Linked DNA regions of Homo sapiens: all the other regions are linked to region 2. Evidence: chromatin contacts called from ENCODE Hi-C or POLR2A ChIA-PET data. All regions are on one chromosome and are shown on one strand. Each heading gives the region's core, a stretch centred on a gene start or an enhancer-like site at or near the end of the contact. The rest is flanking DNA. Distances are from core to core; before and after follow the strand shown. Region 1 has its middle 97 kb from the start of SIM1-AS1. Region 2 has its middle 48 kb from the start of SIM1-AS1. Region 3 has its middle 11 kb from the start of SIM1-AS1.

The links. A loop is a pair of places that touch in the nucleus more often than their neighbours do. ChIA-PET counts read pairs that join two places held with the same protein, here RNA polymerase II (POLR2A). Pooled maps may share reads with other maps.
Region 1: a map of endothelial cell of umbilical vein shows a loop between it and region 2 (6-fold over the local background). The contact joins two enhancer-like sites. A Hi-C loop is called at or near these places in 4 of 168 maps with a recorded cell type or tissue (IMR-90, PC-9, aorta and 1 more) and 2 of 50 pooled maps. POLR2A ChIA-PET finds 5 or more read pairs at or near these places in 1 of 52 experiments (activated T-cell).
Region 3: a map of endothelial cell of umbilical vein shows a loop between it and region 2 (3-fold over the local background). The contact joins two enhancer-like sites. A Hi-C loop is called at or near these places in 2 of 168 maps with a recorded cell type or tissue (endothelial cell of umbilical vein and tibial artery) and 1 of 50 pooled maps. POLR2A ChIA-PET finds 5 or more read pairs at or near these places in 1 of 52 experiments (PC-9).

The regions. Positions count from the first base shown.
Region 1 is chr6:100,294,946-100,298,778 of GRCh38, reverse strand. No RefSeq gene overlaps it. Among named protein-coding and RNA genes, the nearest start is that of SIM1-AS1, 97 kb to the left of the region's middle. Within about 2 kb of position 1,403, at least 4 of the 41 ENCODE cell types and tissues checked have a DNase peak (open chromatin) inside an H3K27ac peak, as active enhancers do; they include endothelial cell of umbilical vein, where a contact is called at or near this core.
Region 2 is chr6:100,343,844-100,347,969 of GRCh38, reverse strand. No RefSeq gene overlaps it. Among named protein-coding and RNA genes, the nearest start is that of SIM1-AS1, 48 kb to the left of the region's middle. Within about 2 kb of position 1,714, at least 2 of the 41 ENCODE cell types and tissues checked have a DNase peak (open chromatin) inside an H3K27ac peak, as active enhancers do; they include endothelial cell of umbilical vein, where a contact is called at or near this core.
Region 3 is chr6:100,380,555-100,384,628 of GRCh38, reverse strand. No RefSeq gene overlaps it. Among named protein-coding and RNA genes, the nearest start is that of SIM1-AS1, 11 kb to the left of the region's middle. Within about 2 kb of position 2,433, at least 2 of the 41 ENCODE cell types and tissues checked have a DNase peak (open chromatin) inside an H3K27ac peak, as active enhancers do; they include endothelial cell of umbilical vein, where a contact is called at or near this core.

The DNA.
Region 1 (3,833 bases), core at 154-2,653, 49 kb after region 2:
GCCTGCTTTTTTTTTTTTTGGAGATGGAGTTTCACTGTTGTTGCCCAGGCTGGAGTGCAATGGTACGATCGCCGCTCACCACCTCTGCCTCCTGGGTTCAAGCAATTCTCCTGCCTTAGCCTCCTGAGTACCTGGGATTACAGGCATGCACCACCACACTTGGCTAATTTTGTATTTTTAGTAGAGACAGGGTTTCTCCATGTTGGTCAGTCTGGTCCCAAGCTCCCAACCTCAGGTGATCCGCCAGCCTCGGCCTCCCAAAGTACTGGGATTACAGGCCTGAGCCACCAATCCCGGCCCCGTTTTTGTTTTTTGTTTGTTTTTGTTTTTGTTTGTTTGTTTGTTTTGAGACAGAGTCTAGCTCTGTTGCCCAGGCTGGAGCGCAGTGATGCAATCTTGGATCTTGGCTCACTGCAACTTCTGCCTGTCAGGTTCAAGCGATTCTCCTGCCTCAGTCTCCCAGGTTGCTGGGATTACAGGTGCACGCCACCACACCCAGCTAATTTTTGTATTTTTAGTAGAGACGGTGTTTCACTGTGTTGGCCAAGCTGGTTTCGAACTCTTGACCTCGTGATCCGCCCGCCTTGGCCTCCCAAAGTGCTGGGATTACAAGCGTGAGCCACCATGCCCGGTCCCTTTTTTTTGTTTTTTATAGACTTTAATACAATGCATTAAGTTTGCCAGACATTCCATTCCTCCTAATTGTGAAGCTTCTTGATGAAGAGGGAGTGTTGGGGCATGGGGTATTCTTTGAAATTTTTTAATAAGTATTGACAAATTATTTCAAATATAATCTTACGGAGCAGTGTTTCATCTATAGATATAAAAATAGATCTATTTGGCTTGCTATTGTCATGTTAATATTTCCTTATATTTTATTTCAACTGCTAAAACAATATGACTAATCAAATAATATTCTATCTTAACTTAGACATTGAGCACTGGGCTCAGGCTATGCCTATAAATCACACACACAATTGACCTTTTAGAGATCAGGTCCTATTGATGTGAGATATCTTATGAATAATATTTTATATTAATAAAATAGTTAACTAGAAACTGACATCAGCTTTATACATCAACATAAGCAAAATAACAAATATGTTTGAAATCTACATATTTTGTAACTTTTAATTAGTGTTCCAAATCCTTAAGCCTTGCAGAAAACATTCATCTCTGATAAGAGTATTTCCCACCAAGTTAATTTATCCAAATTAAGGTAATCTCTTTTCCTATTTTCTTTTACTTGACCAGTTTGGTATTTACAGATTTCTAGGGTATTAACCTCTCAAGTTTCCATGTAGAGAATGTACTTCCTTTCTGCTGAAACAATGGACCTCATGACTCAGTGTTTGCTTTGATCCTGAGTTTGATTTTATCTAGATCTTGCCGCTAGTATTGTTTTGATTAATGATGTGACAGTGCAGAGATTCATTCTCACCATTATTCCTGTTTACTTTCCTCATGTTAAAGTATCTGAGTATAGAAAATCTGTAGAGAAAGAAATTGCGAAAATTAAGAATTTTAGTAAGAGCTCTAGAGCTGTATATCCAGCTTCCTACTCAACACCACCTGGATGTCTAATAGGCTCCATAGACTTCACATGTCCAAAGAGATCTTCTGATTCTCCAGCCCCACAACACTACATGCAACTGAAACCAATAACAGAAAACCTCCACATCCCCTGTGTTTCTTCAGCTCAGTACATGGCATCATCGGCCACCTACTCCTCAATCTCAAATTTCATTAAACAACTCTGATTCTTCTCTCTCTCTTATTTGTAACATGCAGCCCATTAGTAAATTAACTGACTCTTTGCCAAAGCACATTATTCTGACAGCCATTACACCAGTCTGAGTCACTATCACCTCCAGCTTGGATTATTACAATAGCCTACTAGCAGTCTCCTTACAGTGTTTCATAATCTAGCTCTTGCCTACCACTCTGACTTTATTTACTATTAATAGATTCTATTTTTTAGAGTAGTTTTAGGCTCACAGCAACATTGAGTGTAAGATACAGAGATTTCCTATATAGCCCCTGCCTCTACACATGCATACCCTTCTCATTATCAACATCCTTCACCAGAATGATGAACCTGCACTAATGCATTATTATCACCCAGAGCCACAGTTTACATTAGGGTTCACTTTTGTGTTGTAAATTCTGTGGGTTTGGACAAATTTATGATAACATGTATCCAATATCGTAGTATCATGCAGAGTAGTTTCACTGCCCTAAAAATCACTCTTTTACATTGTATTATGCCTCTTTTTTCCTCATACCTCAGCCGCACTCACCTTTGGTCTTTTCCTCTAACTTGGTAAACCCCTTCTTGCTTTGAGGACTTTGTACCTGTTTTTTTGGCCTGGAGTGATTGTCATATTGTCACAAAGTCAGATTCTTCCCTCTATTTACATCTCAGCTTAAATTTCATCTCCTCACAGACCATACTGACCACATAATCTAAAACAGTGTTTTCAGTCACTAAATATTCCCTTGCTTTGTTTTTATCTTAATAGAATATGTCTAACACATATTTTCTTGTTTATCACCTATAAGTTAAAAAAAAAAAAGAGGTGCTTTGTTTTGTTTTATACCATATTCCCCAAGTCAGAAGAGGCCCCAAGTCAGAAGAGGTATGTGGTGGGTGTCCAGCGAATGAATTATTAAATAGATAATAATAACATCCTGGAATCTATGGTCCTAGTGTGCTGAAGCTTGTGATTTATACTTCACAATCTATGGAAACCTTCTACCCTCTCTCTCCCCTAGTGACTATTTTGCCTTTTTTCTCTCTCATTTTCCCTTTTCCTTCTTACTGCATCTATACTTCACATTTCTCTTTACACAGCTTCTTCCTCACTCTACTTCACTATCATTCCTACTCTTCTTCTCACTCTTTGCCCCAAACTGGACATAAAATGTGCCTGATAATTCTTTTAAAAATATTTATTTTACTTGTTGAATAAATCTTTCATTTCCTTGTTCTTAATTTAAACAGCACATGAGCTGAATGTTTTATGTTTCTCTAAGAAAAAGCTATATACATTTTTTTTATTACTTCTGTATGTTGGTGATCCTGGAAAGATGGGGAAAATCTTCCCTACTCCTGCTTCTGTTCTGTTTTAAAGGTTCAAAGTCAGTGTGGCGATTCCTCAGGGATCTAGAACTAGAAATACCATTTGACCCAGCCATCCCATTACTGGGTATATACCCAAAGGAGTATAAATCATGCTGTTATAAAGACACATGCACACGTATGTTTATTGCGGCATTATTCACAATAGCAAAGACTTGGAACCAACCCAAATGTCCAACAATGATAGACTGGATTAAGAAAATGTGGCACATATACACCATGGAATACTATGCAGCCATAAAAAATGATCAGTTCATGTCCTTTGTAGGGACATGGATGAAATTGGAAATCATCATTCTCAGTAAACTATCGCAAGAACAAAAAACCAAAACCGCATATTCTCACTCATAGATGGGAATTGAACAATGAGAACACATGGACACAGGAAGGGGAACATCACACTCTGGGGACTGTTGTGGGTTGCAGGGAAGTGGGGAGGGATAGCATTGGGAGATATTCCTAATGCTAGATGACGAGTTAGTGGGTGCAGTGCACCAGCATGGCACATGTATACATATGTAACTAACCTGCACATTGTGCACAAGTACCCTAAAACTTGAAGTATAATAGTAATAAATTAATTAATTAATTAAAAAAAAGGTTCAAAGTCTTTTGAACGGCTGTAAGTCTGGAGTTTTACTGGAAGAGAATCGTTCTCAGGAAGAAGAGGTACTTAATGAACATTGAAAGT
Region 2 (4,126 bases), core at 465-2,964:
GAAGAGCAGAATGCAAAAGAGCGTATAGAAGCCCCCCAAAGCTTATGGATTTGGTTTCTCATATGTGGAAATTTTTATTATTTAGGAGAAAACTGAGTTAAAAATTTTCTTAAAATCTCAGTACATTAAAATTTAAAATTAATAGTGTGCACAAAATTGTGGAGGAGTAAATTAGTTGAGAAAAAATGGTTTTTGAATGTTTTAGAAGTATTTATTTACATGTACACATTGAATTCCTAATTATATATTAATCGGTCTTATTTTTGATTACTTTGTCAAGTTAGTTTTGCTATATCAGTTTGAGTTATGATCATATTTTGAAGTGATAAAACAGGAGGTGGGGGAGGGGGAATGAAGAGAGTTGATTAATAGGTACAAATATACAATTAGATAGAAGAAATAAAGCCTAGAGTTTGAGAGATCAGTTTAATGACTACATACAATAATCTATTGTATATTTCAAAATAGGTAGAAGAGAATAATTTGCATGTTTCTAGCATAAAGAACAGACAAATATTTAAAGTGATATATATCCCAGTTATACTGATTTGATTTTTACAAATTACATGAATGTATAAATTGTCACTTGTATCATCAAAATATGTACATCTATTATGCATCAATTAAAAAATAAAATTATTTAAAAGTTAAAACAATACTAAAAATAGTCTTTAATGAAGAGTTACTAACTCACATCTTTTGCCCCATTTCATCCTAATTTTGGTTCAAATGAGGACAAAAAATACTTAGTGGATGCCTCCTATACCGTTGTTAAGTTTCCAGTGCCCAGTGCTGAGCCTGGCATATGGTAGACATTCAGAAAATATTTGTTCAAAGAATGAAAGCTGTTCTTTGTGTAGATCTTGGATATGAATCAAAACATTGCAAGACTTTGAGTCAATGTATTATTTTGGATTTCCTGGTCACACAGATTCAAAGAAAACTATCTTTAAATGTTTTGAAAGTGTTGGTATGTCTCAGTTTTCTTATAAGAGTGGATGAAAATTCGTAAAGACACAGCTATGTCATCTTTGCCTTTGGGCAAGAAGAAAGTGAAAGCTGAAGAATACCCTTGAGAACAATGTGAGAAGAGAAACTTTAAGTCCTGCTTTTTGAACTTTAATAAAAATCACTTTACTTGAGGAGAGTATTTTTAACTTTTCAAAGTTTGTGAGTGATGTGCCCATTCCTGTTGCTGCCAATTTAATATCCTTCTAAGGACTGGTCTCAAGTCCTAGTTTCAAAATTTTGCATTGTCTGAGTCAACACCCACTTCCAGGTATCTTTAATTTAATGCTGATATTTATATTTGTACTTTCTCCAGGTTATTTTTACAAAGCTTTCTATGAAGCTTATTTTTTAAATTTTCCATAGCTTTTAACACCGTTGAGAGAAAGTCATATCTTTAGTTTCTTTGCTTGCCCTGAGTTTCTCAGTGTTGTCTGCCTTAATCTTTGTAAACTCAGATCTATCTAGGGCCATGGCAGAATGTTTGTTATCCCTCATGTCATGTGGTATTTATCTAGCTGCAGCAGTAATACTGTTGGTATTTGGAAATAAATACCAGGCAACTTGTTTTAAATACCCTGGCACTTTTATGCAGGTGTTGAGGGTAAGAGAGAGCTTCCTATCTTGGAATAACTGAGTTATCATCTTTAAACAGAGACTGTGTTTGTTACTAATGACACTTAAGACCTTAGTACACGCAGGTGTATGTGACACAGAGAGAGAGTTTTGGTGTGTGGGGTGTGTGTGTGTGTGTGTGTGAGAGAGAGAGAGAGAGAGAGATATTGACTCTGCCTGCTGTCCTGGGGTCAGACAGACTACTAAGTGGCAACAACATATATAGATTAATTATCTGTTAGAAACTGGCACAATAGGAAGTGATGTTTTTCTTCCTTTATAGCAAGAACCATTGCTTCCTGATTCATTTTTCACCCATTCCAAATACACATACAACTCATTAGAAATGAAGAAAAACATACACGAGGAATGTGTAATTTTTTTTTTTTTTAAGCTGCAAGATGCCTCTTTCTTATTTACTTATATTTATTTATTCCCCTGCTGGGGCAGCAAACTGTTAAAGGTGACTTTAACCTGAAACATGGTTTCACAAAATGGAGTTAACTCTCTCATCCTAACACAGTTTCAGAGAGTGGATAGTGTTGGAAAAGTAACATTCACTCTGTAAGCCAGTGGATATTAAGCCTCACTTTCCAGGTCTATGTGACCCTGGTTTTTGGGCCCAGACCCTTGCATGCTACAGGCACCATCTAGACTTGGTACATTTAGCAGCATTTAGTGGTATAATTGTAAATAATAAATAAAACGTGATGCATTTTAAATGAAAGTCTAATGTGACCTAAATGGAACTGAACAATCTATTAAATTGCATAGACGTCGTGTGCTTGGTTCATTTATGGCAAACATTGTGTTACTCTGTCCCTTGCACATATATTTTATTTAATTAGGGTGGGAAAGAGGGAAAACTGAAAGTACTTTTTCTTTTCTAGTCTGAAGATTTTTCAACCCTGTGATAATTGAAAACATAATTCTGCTCAGGAAAATAAAATGATTTCCTCCTAATACTAAAGTATTCCATCTTTATTATTTTTCCTTTGTCTTTCTCATTTAGAAGGGAAAAAAGATGTGATTTTGTCGATTAATCCAGAGAATGTTTAATGACATTTCACTTCATAAAATCAGTGTGTTGGCTTTTTCAAGTTTCAAGGAACAACAAATTCTGTGACTTCAGATGGTGGGGGGTTTCTAAGGATCCATGAGAAAGTAAGGAAGCCAAGAAGCTGCCTCAGGTTTGGAGAGCCAGGCGAAGGTTTGGAGTTCCAGTGAAGACTGGAACATCTTCCAGAATAACATGGCAGCTCTACTGGTTGCACATTTCTGCGGCTCAGCCTTTCCCTTTTCCTTTTCTATCTGCTCTCTCTTCATTTTTAACCAGTGAGTCCTCTGACTGTATGTCTCATGGGATCGTCATCAGTTGATGAGGTGTCACCTAGTTTGGTACACAGCTGAGGGAATTTATTCCTCCTGCCAAAGTATTTGATGGGCTCTGGGGTTCCAAATATAACCAGGGCTGGCTAAGGTAGCAGGGTCACAGGGAACAAAGCAAGCATGGCAGCCTGTACCATGGGAGAGCAGATGTGAAAGTGCATCGTAAATTACAAATCTCTTTAAGTATTGTGAAATATATACCTACTTATTATTGATTATACTATATATTATAGCTAATATATTAATCACAAATAGATATGAATACATTATTAATATGTGTTAATAAAGATGTATATTATAGCATCCTCTACAATGCATATTACCACTCTGTGTTCTTCAATGTAATCACTGAGTTAATCATGCCTGGCAAATGTAAGCTTTCACTGCGTGTTGCGATAATTTGCAGAGGAGTCTATGATGTTCTGCTTATCATGCTCATGCCTCTGTAAGAGCAAAGAAATGCCTCAGATATAAATGGGGTCAGAGCACACACTTTTCTAGCCCTGTAGAATTGTTGTAAGGCTCAAATCAGTTATTTTATGTGGTTTGAAAAGGGTTGACTATTACTCTACACATCTAAGGAATTATTATTAGATACATGTTCAAAAAGATTTAGCAAAAATTGTAAAAAAGGAAAGAGTGGACTTTGGAAAATTTGTTTCTATGTTTTTGGAAACTGTGCTTAAGTTTTGAAAAGCTTATTCTGTAGGTAGTTGGATAGTTTGAATAGCTCTAGTATCTGAATGTAAATACATGAGCATATTGCTCATCCCAATAGCTGAGAATAAATAATGTTTTGATTCCTGTAAATGGAAATTATTTATCCAAGCAGGAGCAGAAAAGGACTAAATCATGTTTCCACTGGAAAGAGTGAGAACTCATTAAAGATAAAAGGTATAGTCAAATGGAGAGGATAAGGAAGAGGCAGAAAATGATTCAGGGTGGGTGGACAGATAGCAGATAGGCATGAATCAGAGAGGGTTTGGGGAGAGCAGGAGGCTTCCCGTATGGAGGCCATGGAGAGTGGGAGAAGGAAACTAATTTTAGGAAGAAGTGGTTGCTGAGGGCAGCAGAACAGATGGACAGAAATGACCTCAGTCCTTGTTAACATAAC
Region 3 (4,074 bases), core at 1,184-3,683, 36 kb before region 2:
TTAACTTGTTCTCATTTAAAAATACTCTCTGAATAATTTTTGTTTTGGAATCCAAAGTATTTTAAAAATTCAGAATGAAGAATTAAGGTCAAACAAAAATAGATTGCCAGGTAGCAATCTATTCTACCTGGCAATCTGTTTTTTTCTCTTTTAAGCATTTTCATAATGCCCAACATGCTTTTCTTTTTCTCCTCTGGGAATTTCTGATTTGCCCTGAAGTATTCAGAAATTGTCAACTATTGGCCAATTTAATGAACTACACAATATCTGTCTAATTCAATGGAAATATAGTTTGTATTTTTTATGAAGCTGAACAAAATATCAATATATCATTGTTACAGCATTTATCAGATATTTTCCAATATGATTCTTTGAAATACTTGTTTTAGGGCTTTTGCTTCTGCAAATATAATTGTTTTCACCTATTTCATTCTCCAAAATAACTGCACTTCCAATTTAATCCACAACTTTTATTGAATACCTATTATGTGTCCCAAATGGGATAGGCGCCAAGAATCTTTGTCATTGCAGGGTGTAATAAGAAAGTACATACAAGGGGTCTTTGATTTTCTCTATGTGCTTTGAAAGTGTAAATTCTTTAGATAATCATAAAAATAACAAGCATTTATTGAACTATCATGTGCTAGGCACTGAATCAAGCTCAGATCATCATAGAAGTCTGAATAAAGACCATCACAGAGGAAGATACCAATATGCTCCATTTGATTAATGAGGGAACTAAGACTCAAAGTCTCACTTGAGTAACTTAGTCACAAAGCTAGTAAGTGGTGAGATGAAATTTGAACTCAGGACGATTTACTCTAAAACTTTACCTAACTTCATTCTGCTTTCTTTATATATGTAATATAATATAATATTTCATATAATAAATCAGCCTGCTGGGATCAGTCTGTCTCTGGTTGCCATGGTAATCATTCAATCCACGGGTATTAGGAACTGAGGCAGCCTTCCAGGCCCACCCAGCCATCCTTTCTCAATTAACAAAATACATGTTTCATATATATATATGTATGTATATATGTATGCATGTATATATATGCATATATACATACATATATATATGTATGTATGTATATATGCATATGTGTGTGTGCATGTATATAAAGAAAGCAGAATGAAGTTAGATAAAGTTTTCTTTTACCTAACTTCATTCTGCTTTCTTTATATAGGCTGTTTCTTTCATATATATAGATATGTCTCCTTACATACATTTTTCTTTCCTGCTGAATGAGGGTTCTGATGTTTCTTTTATATGACCATGATACCAAGAAAAGTTTAGGGCACAATAAGCTCACAGGAAAGTTATCCTAAAAGTTTCCCCATAATATTTGACTTTTTTTGAGGCTTTCTCAATTAACAAAATGCAAATGGCTTCACTAGTAATTATCAACTGTATACATGTTTTACCTAACATTTTCAGGACATGAGCCAAAACAAACGTTTTACTTTTTCATCACAGTCATTAAATGCTTTGTTTTGTTTCATGGAAAATTTTCCTTCCTCTTTGGATAAAAACCAACCAAAACTCACTCAAGCAAGAGTCAATATGTGTCAGCAATGACTGCATTATTTAAAGGCCTGGTTTTGCTATTTCAACTACCACATTATGTATTTTCCTTATTTGAGGGGGAACTTGTTGTAAGTTATCTGACCGGAAGGCTGCCCTTCTAAATGCAGATGATTCCTGTAGGATGTCTTTAAGCAATGATGCGCACCTGCTGGAATCAGTCTGTCTCTGGCTGCGTTGGTAATTATGTAACCCATGGGTATCAGGAACTGAGGCAGCCTCTCAGGCCCACCCAGCCATCCACCGCCACTGGCCTCTCTGCCTTATAGTGTCAGGAGGGTCAGTTCTCTGTAATACTTCTTGGCCTTTTAATAATTATACTTTATAACTTAATATGTGCTGTATTTACTGGTGGAATTAGATCCAGGGTGGGAGAAATGTAAAACACCCCAGCTTTGGGAATTTGTAAATAATCTCTGCTTTATTCAGCTTCCCGCAGGTCAGGCTCCTGTGTGGGGAATAATTCCATATGGGAATCTTAGTTGAGTGCCATCTAACTAGATCTTAAAGGGAATCTTGGCAGTATCTTCCAAGCCATAAGGAAATAATTCTCAGTTTCTGATGAGGCTTTTCTGAGAACTTTGTTTATATATATATATCAACATCAAAAACCCAAACCAACCAAACAAAAAACACCTGAACCTGAGGAGCCCTTTGTGGATGAAGTCTCTAGGGTTCACTTGGAAATGGGTAATTGGGTTCTAACGTAAGAAGAAATCATCCAGGCAATAATTGAGGCTCATTATTCAGTGCATTTCTACATTTCTAATTTCCAATTTCAGCCCTTGTGTGAGTCACATGCCCCATTAGTTAGGCTAGACAGGGCTTGTCCATGGTAGCATGCTAAAACTATTTTTTAATTTAAAAGGTCACAGGCATGTTTTTAATTCACATTTGCAATTCTGTTACATAATTAAGCATTGTCGATAGCTAAGAAAAGTTTTTTCAGTGTGGGGAGTAAAAGAGATGATCGGGCTGGCTTTTACACTGCTTAAATATGCCTTCCAGGCTCACAGGTTCCTTGTTTAAATATACCCATGTCTGTTATCTAATTGACCTTGCTAGTTTCCTTACATAAAATTAATATATATATAAGAGATGCCTTGTAATGAATGACACAGAATATCTTGTTTTTGAAATTTATTTTTATTTCATGACACTGCTGTTCCTTCATGTAATGGAAATAAAATGGCTTAACAATTCTGCCACTCTTTCATGCCCACTTTAGTTGGTTTATGGCCAGGTTTCCTTCATTAGAGATATGTCATATTTCATTGCTCCAAATTTTTACTTTTTTCCCAAGCTCCCCTTACCCTGCAGACATCATGTCATTTTACTTCAGGGACCATCTCTAAATGATAAGGACTTAAAAATACATATATAACCATTATGCCACTTCATACCTACCAAACTTAACAATAACTTATTGTCATCCAATATGTGGCACTTTTTGAAAGGAGGCTATGATCAGGCATGAATTTGTTTCCTTCTGTTTCAAGGTCCTCATGCCTCCCTTTGGACTTTCTATCTTTGACGCTTCCACAGCTCTCTTTGTCTATTCACACTTCTCCCCCTTCTCTCATTTTTGACCCCTCTCAGCTTCTTCCCAGGATATTTAGGTACGCCAGTGTTCTTTTAATGCATACTACATACATGCATACACACACATGCACACACTCCCAGATGGGCCCAGTCTTCAGGCCACAGGCCTCATAGCTGCTCGCTTACTCTTGCTCAATCCTCACAGCAGCTGTTTTCCATTCCAAGAGCATCCTAAATCCGACTCTTAGGGGAAGACAGAATGCTTTATAGTCCTGTCTTCCTGAAATGTTTCAGTATCTCTTCCTAACACTTCAAAATGCGTCTGTATCTTCGCCCTTCTTTTCTGCCTGCTTATTTCATGAAACAAGTGATTTTCCTTTCCAAGAGTAACTCCTTTTCCTGTAATACTGATTTAGTGACACTGCTAATTGTTCCCTTCTTTTCTCTATTTACTGACTCCTTTGTTTCTGCTAGATATGCTTCAGTCTCTCAATTTAAAAAAAGCAAGAAGAAGAACAAAAATAAGGATAGCCATTTGGATACTATCCTCTCTCTTCCTATTACCAACAAAAAAGTTTATTTATTTATGTATTTAGATGACATGATACACTACTTACTTTCTATTTTACACACACTCCCAAACTTTAAGGTACAATTTTCCCCTTTTATCTTGTGGTTCCCTTATGCACAAGTCATCATCAGCTCTTCATTGTCTTTCATATAGCATCCTGACCCCTTTTCTTGCTATTTAAGATTTCCTCCAATCTAGTTTCCACTGCCATTTTCTTTCTTTCTTTTTCTGAGACAAGGTCTCATTCTGTCACCCAGGCTAGAGTGCAGTGGTGTGATCATGGCCCACTGCAGCCTTGACCTTCTGGGGTCAAGGCCTGTGCCACCACACATGGCCAATTTTTCTATTTTTTGTAGAGACAGGGTTTTGCCAT